2 separate regions of the Mus musculus genome follow, and region 1 is linked to region 2. The links are chromatin loops, found by intact Hi-C in ENCODE. Cell type or tissue: left cerebral cortex. All regions are shown on one strand. Links, peaks and the distances in the headings refer to the core of each region. The heading gives the core; the rest is flanking DNA. Region 1 has its middle 9.5 kb from the start of Gm33727. Region 2 has its middle 4.3 kb from the start of Gm22645.

Region 1 (5,367 bases), core at 182-5,181, 190 kb after region 2:
GCATGTCTCTCCCAGGTCAGGAGGGCACTCACCCAAACCCAAGCTTCAATGGAGCTGACCCCGCCAGCCTGGAGGGGACTGTCCCAGAATCTTAGTGTATGACCTGTGGCCATGTTGCTCCAGTCTCTCCTTCAGTTGTCCTTGGGGAAATTTATAACTGGATTTGGAACCACCTGATCCTACACGATCTCAGCTCTGTTTGTAACACCCGCAAAAAATCCCATTTCCACTTAATGGTTCCAATGGAGCTGAATGTAGGGGGTAGTTTACCCTAGTGCAAGAACCAGAAGTAGGAGGGTAGCATGCCAGGACTCCCAGCTTCTCTGTACAAGGGTCTCCATCCATAACCCTGTCTGACCCCTCCATTCCCACTGCAGCATGCCTGGGTCCAGCAAGGGAGCGGGCTCCATCTTTAGAAGAATTGTGCTAGGCAATGATGGCGGAGCCTGGCAGAAACTGGGAGGTCAGGGGTCAGAGAGGGCAGCAGCATAGTGAGTAGGTCAGGCAGGTAGGAGAGGCTCAGGAGGCAGGGAAAGGATTGGGAGGCCAGGAGGCTAAGGAGGGGGTAAGAGGAAGGAGAGGCCAGAGAAAGATATCATTGCTCAGAGACAGGCACAGAGGTCAGAGGGAGACTTGGGATAGGTCCCAGTTTGGAGCCTTAGGCCTGTGAAATGGACAATCATATTGTGTGGGCTAAGGCCAGCCAGGGCTGAACACAGGTTTAGCCACCCCAAGGGCAAAATGGGTTGCTGGGAACATGGTGGGGAGGGGAAGTAGCAGCTTTGTGATGAGAACCGCTCACAGGTGGTGTGAATGCCCCTTCACCTGACCGTAGCTGGGTATGTGGAGTGAGCACCAGCCACGGGCCATCAGGGTCTTGATGGAGACAGGGCCCCCATTGGATCTGGACATAAAAGAAACATGCTCTTGTGTCCAGCCACACACTGCAGCCATGTGAGCCCTTGGCAGTTGGTGCTCATCCTGGTGGCTCTAGCAGATGCTACTCCACAGATCCTGTGCTCCCCTCAGGCCTGAGGCCCTAAGCCCATGCTGGCCCAGGACTCCCAGAGCCGAGTGGATGAGGTTCAGGGCTCTGCACCCCTGGGATCCATCTTTGGCTGGCTGGACTGGGGTAGGGGTCACACCTGCTCTGGGGTGGGATAAGGTGGGGGGGCTCTTCCGGGCCTGCAGCTGTTGGCCCCAAGGACAGACAAGGCCTCCACTGCAACAGCTGGGCCGGAGGCTTGGGAGCCAGGAGAGCCTGAAGCCCAGGCAGCCCCCACGGGGGATCGGTTACAGTGGCTGCAGATGCTGGGGGAGGTGAGGAGGGAAGGAACAGAGACTGCAGGCTCCCCCCAGACTACCCTCTTCACACCTACCTCCTACACTCTATGTGGCCCAGGGACCCCAGTCATAGCCCATTTGGGGCTGCCTTCTATAAGACAACACCAAAGCCATGGCATGCTGGTCTGCTTAGGAAATCCCTCCTCTAGCCTCTGGGCAATGGGCAACGGCAGCTGCTGTTTTCCCAATTGAGCGATGCCTATTGCCCAGCAGGTGTGTGCAGGACTGAGCTGGAAGAGACTTCATGGTGGGTGAACATTCAGGGATATCTTAGTGTGCACCATGCTGTTATTTGTGGACCCCCCTTGGTGGGTTCACCCCAGAGACAAAGATACACTAGCACACGGTAGGCACCCAGGAAACGCTTTCGGAATGAAGGAATACCAACCTGGTAATGGATCACCATGCAGTATTATCTTCTGCACTGTGAGGCATGGAAAGAAGCTGGAGTCTCACTCTGCTGGGGCCCTGGAAGGGTAGTGGGTATCACTGGGTGCTGGGAGGATAGTAGTGGGCATCACCTCCTTGTCCTCTCTGGCTCTGACTACCTGGCATCTAGCAAAGCAAGAAGCAGGGCCAGACCCAGGCCAGCAGCAGCAGAGACATAAAATAGCAAATTCAGTAGTTCAGGTGCTGGGATCTGGTCAAGTGGCTCCCACTAAAATATAGCCTCACCTTTCCGGCCACTGAAAGCATGCCCCAAGTCACATGTCACATAGGGCCCCAAGGTCCTGGAATGGACAAGCTAAGAGGAGATGACCCAGGTCTTTCCAGATGTTACTTGATATTGCAAAGTCTCCTCCCTCTCAACAGACCCTGTCTAAAGCCCCACAAGGGGCTGGAGCAGGCATCCCTAGCATCCCAGGATCCTGGATGCTATCTGCTTGCCCACCTGGCCATTGTCCCTGACAGCCGTTTCATCGAGGGACAGGCCCAACTCTTGAGCCAAGGACATATTGCCCTGGCTACTGAAGGACCAAGTGCTAGTTTGCCGGGATTTGGGGATTTTGAGCCATCTGCTGTGGCAGGTGTGGTCAGTCTGACTAGCAGAGTCCATGGGCTGCCTGGAGGGTGGCCAGCCAGCTGCTGGGGGGCTGGGTTTGCTGGTCTGGCTACTTGCCTTGGGCAGCAGAGCCAGGAGAGAGAGGGATGGAACACAGAGAGGCAGAAGATCTCTGTCCCCTGCCTGGCATGGTTCAGATTCCCAAACGGGCACCGTGGGCAGCTTGTCAACAAGGCCAAGGTCTCCTTAAGGATCTGGGACTAGGCCTGAGGTGGGGATTTCATGCACAACATGGGAAACCCTACCTATAAGGCAGTAGGCGTCATGTTGAGGATCCCACCCCTCATCTTGGGGACTGATAAGATCATTGCATGCTGCTGTACAATGTGCTTTTATGAACTGTGTGAGCGCCCCCCACTGGCCAATGTTGGTCTGTTCTCAATGAGCAAATGAACCCTAGATGTCAGCCTGGGGGAGACAGCACACAGGAGTGTTAGAGGTAACTCTGAACATGCCTTCACTGGGGAGGAGGCTTAGGGGTGCTTAGGTGGTACAGGGGCAGAGAAAAGGCTGGTTGGAGTAGGGTCCCCAGAAGTAGGTCTGAGAAGTCTGTAAAGCCCACTGAGGGAACCTAGACAGGCATACATGCTAAGAAGGTCTGGAACACCATGCTCAACTCTAGAGAGCAAGCAGAGCATCCCAAGAATGTCCTCACAGGGACAAAGTGTGTGGCGTCACACTTCTGGGCTTAGGACAGGCTTTGCCCTGGGGGCTGACCAATACACCCTGAGTCAGACAGGCCCCTCTCATGGCTCCAGTTTGCCCTACCATGGTAGAAACAGCAAAGGCAATGAGATCAAGGCCTGAGGTGGGGCCATGGTCTTGCAAGGTGATGGCAGAGTAAAGGGAAATCGAGGAAGGAGGCTGCTGGGAGAGGCTAATAGTAAAGAAGTATTAGTAACCCCTCAGGCAGGCAGCTCAGGAACCAGGCTGCCCTTGAAGCTAAGCTCAGACAGGTACAAGGCTAGCCTTTCCCCAAAGCCAACCCGAGGAAGTACCTCTGGGGTGGATTCTCAAGGAGAGTGCAGAGGAGCCCTTATCCCTCCTGCCATGAGCACAGAGAAACCAAGGCTGAATCTCAGGTGCAGGCCTGCCTGGGAGAGCCACGGGGCTTCTCAAGGCACACCAAAGGACTGAGGAGGTCTTATGCGGCCCTGTGGCAATTGCCCCGGGGACCTTCTGAAAGAGTTACATGTTATTGAGGGCATCAAGGCTCAGGGCACATGAGAGGGTTGTGGGGGTGCTGAGTGACCAGAAACCACTCCCCAGCCTACGGCCTGGAAGCTGGTGCCCTTCAACTGGTTCAGGAAGGACCCGGAAGGGAAGTGATCTGGCTCACCCGTGCAGACTGAGTCTTTTACCAGACTGGCCCTGAACTGTCCTGAATACAGCTGCATGCATTGACCACTAGGACCACAAGATGGCACCAAAGGCCAGCTGGTGGGGGCTTCTGCAGTAGAACCTGTGGGCCAGGTTGGGGTCTAGACCTTGATCCTCCCTCTTGACCTACAGAGGACAGATGCTGCTGAGGGAGCCAGTGGAAAGCTATGAGAGTCAGGATGCAGCATCCACTGTGAGCTCATTTCTCTAAATGAAGGCGGAGAACTTACTTGCTGCAGTAAGTTCTGCACTTTTTTCTGAGGCCCTCTCTTCTACCTACTTTCCTCCAAGATCACTGGCTTTGCTGCCCAGTTAGGGTCTAAAAAGAGCTCAGGGCTGGGAGCACAGGAACTCAGGTATTACCCAGTCTGGGATCTAAGGCAGATGGGAGTCCCAGCAAACGGACCTGAAGGGAGGGCTTAAATGAACTGGGTATACTGGTACACACCTGTAACCTCAGTACTCAGAAGGTGGAAGTGGAAGGATCCAAAGTCAAGGCCATCTTTAGCTGCATCGTGAGTTACAGACCAGCCTGAAACACATGAGACTATTCTCAAAAATAGAAGAGAGAGAGGAGAGGAGAGGGGAGGGGAGGGGAGGAGAGGCAAAGGGAAGGAGAGGCAAAGGGAAGGGGAGAGGAGAGGAGAGGAGAGGGGAGGGGAGGGGAGGGGAGGAGAGGGGAGGGGAGGGGAGAGGAGAGGAGGGGAGGGGAGGGGAGAGGAGAGAAGAGGGGGAAGGGAGGAGAGGAGAGAAGAGGGGAGGGGAGGAGAGGAGGAAAGGGGAGGGGAGGTGAGGTGAGGAGAGGCAAAGGGAAGGGAAGGGAGGGGAGAGGAGAGGAGAGGAGGGGGGAGGGGAGGGGAGGGGAGAGGAGAGGAGAGAAGAGGAGAGGGGAGGGGAGGGGAGGAGAGGAGAATCAGGGAAGGGTAAGCAGAGTCTCTGGAGGCAGGACTGATGAAGAGCCCATATTCTCCCTCTCCCAAGCAGGTAGAGCCTGAAATGTGTTCTTGCCTGATGTTGTAATTTGTCTCTCCAGATGATTATCGCAATGTCAACCTGACATGGGTCGCAGTGAGAATGCATGCAGAGGCCTCCGAGCTCACAGGGCTTCAAACATTTCCCCTTTACCTGCTTGGTTTAGAGGGAGCAGAGGTCAAGGCTCAGCCCTAAGAGGGGGTGTCTGTCCTCCCCTCCCCTCCCCCACCCACCCTGAAGCCTTCAGAGCTCTGCTTTCCGATTCCTACTTCTGGAAGGGACAGGTGGGCCTGTCCATTCCTTTTCTATTGCTTCAGGGGTCCTCACTGGGAGCCTCAAGCCTGTGTCCTCCTGAAGGGCCTGGGGAGCCCCTGTCTGCATTTCATGGAGCAGCAGGGCAGGACATTGGATGCCACCAATCCTCTCCATGTTTAGCTCTTCACTCATCCTTGTCATCCTAGGCCCAGTTAGCAAATGTCACCAGCAGGAACACTCAAGAAGGTCAGTCTCAGTCTCTCTCCAGCCCTGCCCTGTGCCATCTGCCGAATGACCTATTGCCCAACACCCTTCAATCTGGCCACACCCATAGGCCATTTAGACAGCATTTC
Region 2 (5,367 bases), core at 49-5,048:
CATCTCTCCAGCCCAAGAAACTTGTTTCTGAGAGTGTCCGCAAGTGCTACAGGCTGGTTCCATCCTCAGGTGGTTCCTGAAATGGGGATACTCTCTGTGTCACGAGAATGAGTCCAGAAGCGGTGAAGGGAGGCAGCGGGGCTACACTGGGGGTTCAGCCTCAGGCACTGGTAGTAAACTTGTGTGCTGGCTAGTTTTATGTCAACTTGACATACACTAGAATCATGGGAGAAGAGGGAACCTCAAATGAGAAGATGCCTCCATAAGACTGGGTTGTAGCTAAGCCTATGGCGTGCTTTCTTAATTAGTGATTAATGTTGGAGGGCCCAGCCCATTGTGGTGGTGCCATCTCTGGGCTGGTGATCCTGGGGTGCATAAGAAAGCAGACTGAACTAGCCATGAAAAGCAATACAGTAAGCAGCACCCTTACTGGTCTCTGCAGCAACTCCTGCCTCCGAGTTCCTGTCCTGACTTCCTTCCAAGGTGAACCCTGCTGTGGAAATGTAAGAGAATGTAATGAGAATGTAAGAGACCTCTTTCCTCCCAAGCTGCTTTTGGTTATAATGTTCAGTCACAACAGTAGAAATCCCGACTAAGACAAACTGCCTGTCTACATCACCAGCCTCCATTCCTCCAGATTGGGGCTTTTGTGGGTGTAGTGATTTAAAAGGAGAACATGTTTGTTTGGGTGCATGATTTCAGAAGTTTCTGTCTAGTCATTTGCACCATTGCTGTGGGCTTGTGTTGAGGCAGAGGATCACGATATGGAACACGTGGTGGAGTGAGCAGCAGAGGACCATGGTGGGGAGCACAGTTGGGAGCACGTGGTGGAGTGAGCTGCCGAGGACCATGGTCGGGAGCACTATGGAGCACGCGGTGGAGTGAGCTGCAGAAGACCATGGTGGGGAGCACACTGAGGAGCACGTGATGGAGTGAGCTGCCGAGGATCATGTTCGGGAGCACAGTGGGGAGCACGTGGTGGAGTGAGCTGCCGAGGACCATGGTCAGGAACACAGTTGGGAGCACGTGGTGGAGTGAGCTGCAGAAGACCATGGTGGGGAGCACAGTTGGGAACACGTGGTGGAGTGAGCTGCAGAAGACCATGGTGGGGAGCACAGTGGGGAGCACGTGATGGAGTGAGCTGCCGAGGATCATGGTCGGGAGCACAGTGGGGAGCACGTGGTGGAGTGAGCTGCCGAGGACCATGGTCTGGAGCACAGTTGGGAGCACGTGGTGGAGTGAGCTGCCGAGGACCATGGTCGGGAGCACAGTGGGGAGCACGTGGTGGAGTGAGCTGCCGAGGACCATGGTCGGGAGCACAGTGGGGAGCACGTGGTGGAGTGAGCTGCCGAGGACCATGGTCAGGAACACCGTTGGGAGCACGTGGTGGAGTGAGCTACCCAAGAAGCAGAGAGAAAGAATACATGCTGTGGAATCAGATATACCCTTTAAAGTCACACATTTAGTGATCCACTTCCTGTACTGAGGCCCCTTTCAAGAATGCCATCAAATTACAAATCCTTGAAAGCATTAAGGGTCAGAGCCCTCACAATTCAGTTGCTCCCTCAAAAACTCTACCTCTGGACGTTGCACTGGGGACAATATCTTCAAAAGCTGAGCCTTTGGACGGGGGTGGGGTGAGGTGGGGTGGGGGATGTACTGCATATCCAAACTGAACTAGCCCAGGTCATCTGCTGTTGATCTAGCAACACCTTGAGGTTGATCTAAGGTAATCTTCAACTGTCTCTACCTGAGATCCCACTCCACTTAGCCCAGAAGACACAGAAAAGAATAATCAAATATACCCTGACATTGGAGGCAGCCATACTTGAGGATAGCCCTCATGCCAGCACATGGGTAATTTCCAGCCAAGGAGAAAGGTGAAGGCAACCTTGAAACATTGTGTTTTCAAGTCCCAGGGAGGTATAGGGGCAAGAGCATCTAAGACACAGCAGCAGGCACACACTCGCAATGAGACTGTCTCTGATTTCCACATTGCCATAGGTTTGAGAGTAGGAGATGAGTAAAGCTGACCACAGTGGGGGAGATGAGAAGGATGGACCAAAGATGTGGAAAGAAGAGATGCTCTACATGGGCAAGATGCCCAGAGCTGGTGCCGGTGCAAGGGCCGGAGAGGGGAGAAGCACAAGGAGCTAATACATGATGAGAAGAGATATGAGGATATGCTGGAAAAAACTGTAGACACCAAACAGCCCCAGACCTGTCAGAGAAGTCTCAGAGAGGCAGACCATCCAGAAAGACCCCCAAAGCAAGAAATAAGCACACAGAATGGAGACACCCACAGTTCTACCATTGGGATCGACAATGGCTCTTACATGGGTGGTTCTGTTCCTAAGGAACTCCGTTCAGCCTGAAGATTCCGCATCAGAGGACGGCTGGAGGCATCTTCTGGTGGAGACACGGAGGCTGCTTAGGATCCCGTGGCATAGAAGGGGAAGTCACATTGGAAGACCAGCTTTAGGTACTGGCAGTGCCCAGTGGATACCTTGCTGTGCAGCTGGTGTGGTCTCTGACCTAGGGGCTGGTGTTTGAATCTCTTTGATGACCCAGGCTCTGTACTCGTTTGCATTTACCATGGCCACTAGATGGCGCTTCAGACCCATTGATTAACACTCCCAGTTCCGAATGCTCTGGAAGCCTTATAGTGTGGTCCTACGCCTCACAAAGTCTGGTCTCAGGACTCCTTCATAATCCTAAAACTTGTGAATGTTTGACATGTGGGTAGTTTTGGTGAGTATTCAGTCTATTAGAAATGGAAAGGAATGTTTTTAAAATATCTCTTTAAAATAGCAACTTGGACAGTAGCATAACATTCTAACAAAAACAGTGATGTTTACTTAAAAGCTTCTCTGGGAAACGGGCCACACTTGGTTTGTATAGAACTTTTTCTCTTTGCTTCTCTGTAGTCATGAAACTTCTGGAACATTCCATTAACACCCTCAAGGACAGAGACTACCTGTTCTTTCTGGGCCTCTGGAAGATCTTCCTGAAAGGTCTCTGCGACAGCCAGGCACAACTGAGAATTGACGTCAGAGATCCTTCCTGCGTGCCTGGCAATAAGCTTGTGCCCCCCCTCACAAGCCCCCACTTTTTAACATGTTTTATTTTTGTTTGTGTGCTTGTTTACATTTTAAATCTGTGTGTGTGTGTGTGTGTGTGTGTGTGTGTGTGTGTGTGTGTGCACGAGCGCTCGCGCACCTGGATAAAGTTAGATGTACATGCATGCAGGTGCCTAAGGAGGCCAGAAGACAGCATCAGTTTTCCCGGAGCTAAAGTTGTGAGCCAACTGAGGTGGGCATGGGAAACTGAACTTGGGTCCTCTGGAAGAGCGGTAAGAGTTTAACCACTAAACTACCTCCCCGGCCTATCGTCTCAGTCCTCTTGGTTGAGGACAGAGGGGTAGGATGTTACTAAATATTCCTTGGGTGAGACTAGCTTAGAGAATTCTGTTTGTAATCAGCATGGCTGCAAGCGAGCATACTTGGCCCCTCCTCTTCCTCCTTCTCTTCTTCCTCCTCCTCCTCCTCCTCCTCTACTTTCTTTGTATTGTTTTTGTTCAGTTTTGCATTTTTCCAAACAGGGTTTCTCTGTGTAGTCCTTGTTGTTCTAGAACTCACTCTGTAGACCTGGCTGGCTTTGAACTCAGAGATCACCTGCCTCTGTCTACTGAGTGCTGGGATTAAAGGTGTGTTTGCTCATTCTCTGTCTTGCAGAGCCCAGGTCTTTGGACCCCAGGATACGGTGCCAGAAAACTCCTTAGAGGCATCTGTAGGTAGGGGCCCAGTTGGGAGCTCTGTCCTTGGCTCCCCGGGACTCAACCAGCCCATAACAAGAGATTGTCTTTCCATGTTGTGGTATGGACAGTCTGTGCTGGTATGATGATAGAGAATCCTGTTGCTCAGGAAAGAATTAAAAGCTGGCATTAGCAAGACCTTGGGTAACATCCCTAACACCAAAAAATTAATAGTCCCCTGTGCTGGGGATGAACTCAGGGTCTTGCTTGTGCAATAAAGGCATTTACCAGAGAATGGCAGCTCCAGCCTTAGAGGACTCCTCCTCCCTCCTCCTTTTCTTCCTCCTCTTCTTCCTCCTCTTCCTCCTTTCCTCCTCTTTCCTTCTCTTCTTCTTCCTCCTTAACAGCATCTGATTTACAGAAAACTTGGGTTAGCTATTCAGGTTCAATGTTGCTCTCCTGTTTCTTGCTGGAGTGATTGGACCCTGACCCTGGGCATCTTTATAAGCTACGTGGGTTCCTCGTCACATCCCCTCAGATGCTATCCAGTGCCATTCCTCCACCTCAGGTCCCACCCAGGACACCGCTCAACTGTCAGTAATCAAGCTCCTGCAGGGCTTCTCTTGAGGAGGACCCCAGCAGGTTTTGTCAGGTTTCTCTCTGGATTCAGGGACCCTTTGCCCTCCCCTATTGAGAACCGGAAGGTTCTTGTTTCCAGAGGGGAGGGGGATGGGAGGAGAGCTGAGCAGCCCCAGCATGGGCTGAGGGAGGAGTGGAGCCCTCAGGAGAGTGAAGCAACAGAAGTGATATAGAAAGTAACTCCATCCGTACCACACAGACTGTGTGCCCTTTGCTCTGAGTGGAGCAGGAAGCCAGGTGGCTGTTCAAAACTGTGTGGCCTTGGATTTCTCCTGTGACTGTCCTACAGGAGTTAAGACTCAGCTTAGGTGCTCATGTCCTCAGTTTTGAGCTCCAGGGAAGAAGCCCAGTGTCTCCTCCCCTCCACACCTGTTCCTCATTTTTTGGTCCATGTGGCAGGCCAGCTGTTGTGTCTGCCTGGCTGGCTGTGCTAGGCTGTGGCACAGAGAAACAAGACCCCTGGAGCCCTGGGCTATCCAGGGCATCAAGTCCTTGGGACACAATCCTCATTTGACCTCTGTCCCACTGGTTGGACTGGCACCCTCCCCTTCTTCCTTCTTTTTCTTTTTTTTTTTTAAGATTTATTCATTTATTATATGTAAGTACACTGCAGCTGTCTTCAGACACTCCAGAAGAGGGAGTCAGATCTTGTTACAAGATGGTTGTGAGCCACCACGTGGTTGCTGGGATTTGAACTCCAGACCTTTGGAAAAGCAGTCGGGTGCTCTTACCCACTGAGCCATCTCACCAGCCCCCTTCTTTCTTTTCTTAATTAAAAAAAATTAAAAAGTGTGTGTGTGTGTGTGTGTGTGTGTGAGTGATCTCCTGGATCTGAAGTTTCATGCAGTTTTGAACCACTCACATGGGTGCTGGGAATCGAACTCAGGTCCTCTGCAAGAGTTTTTATACACTGAGCCGTATCTCCAGCCTTATTTATGTATTTATTTACTCCCAAACAAGATTTTTACTGAGCT

What was found. Peaks named below come from ENCODE experiments on the same cell type or tissue, not always from the same donor. Only the 100,000 strongest peaks of a DNase experiment are listed, where the experiment ranks them.
Region 1: a loop joins it to region 2, with 6 times the contacts of the local background. A loop is called at or near these places in 21 of 42 quality-filtered maps.

Annotation. Positions count from the first base shown.
Region 1 is chr17:25,506,438-25,511,804 of GRCm38, reverse strand. No RefSeq gene overlaps it. Among named protein-coding and RNA genes, the nearest start is that of Gm33727, 9.5 kb to the left of the region's middle. In left cerebral cortex, for the core only: CTCF peaks have their summits at 2,756 (motif pointing left) and 3,817 (motif pointing right); DNase peaks (open chromatin) are centred at 2,470, 2,748 and 3,814; H3K27ac peaks cover 492 bases.
Region 2 is chr17:25,695,871-25,701,237 of GRCm38, reverse strand. No RefSeq gene overlaps it. Among named protein-coding and RNA genes, the nearest start is that of Gm22645, 4.3 kb to the right of the region's middle. In left cerebral cortex, for the core only: a CTCF peak has its summit at 2,600 (motif pointing right); DNase peaks (open chromatin) are centred at 652 and 2,612.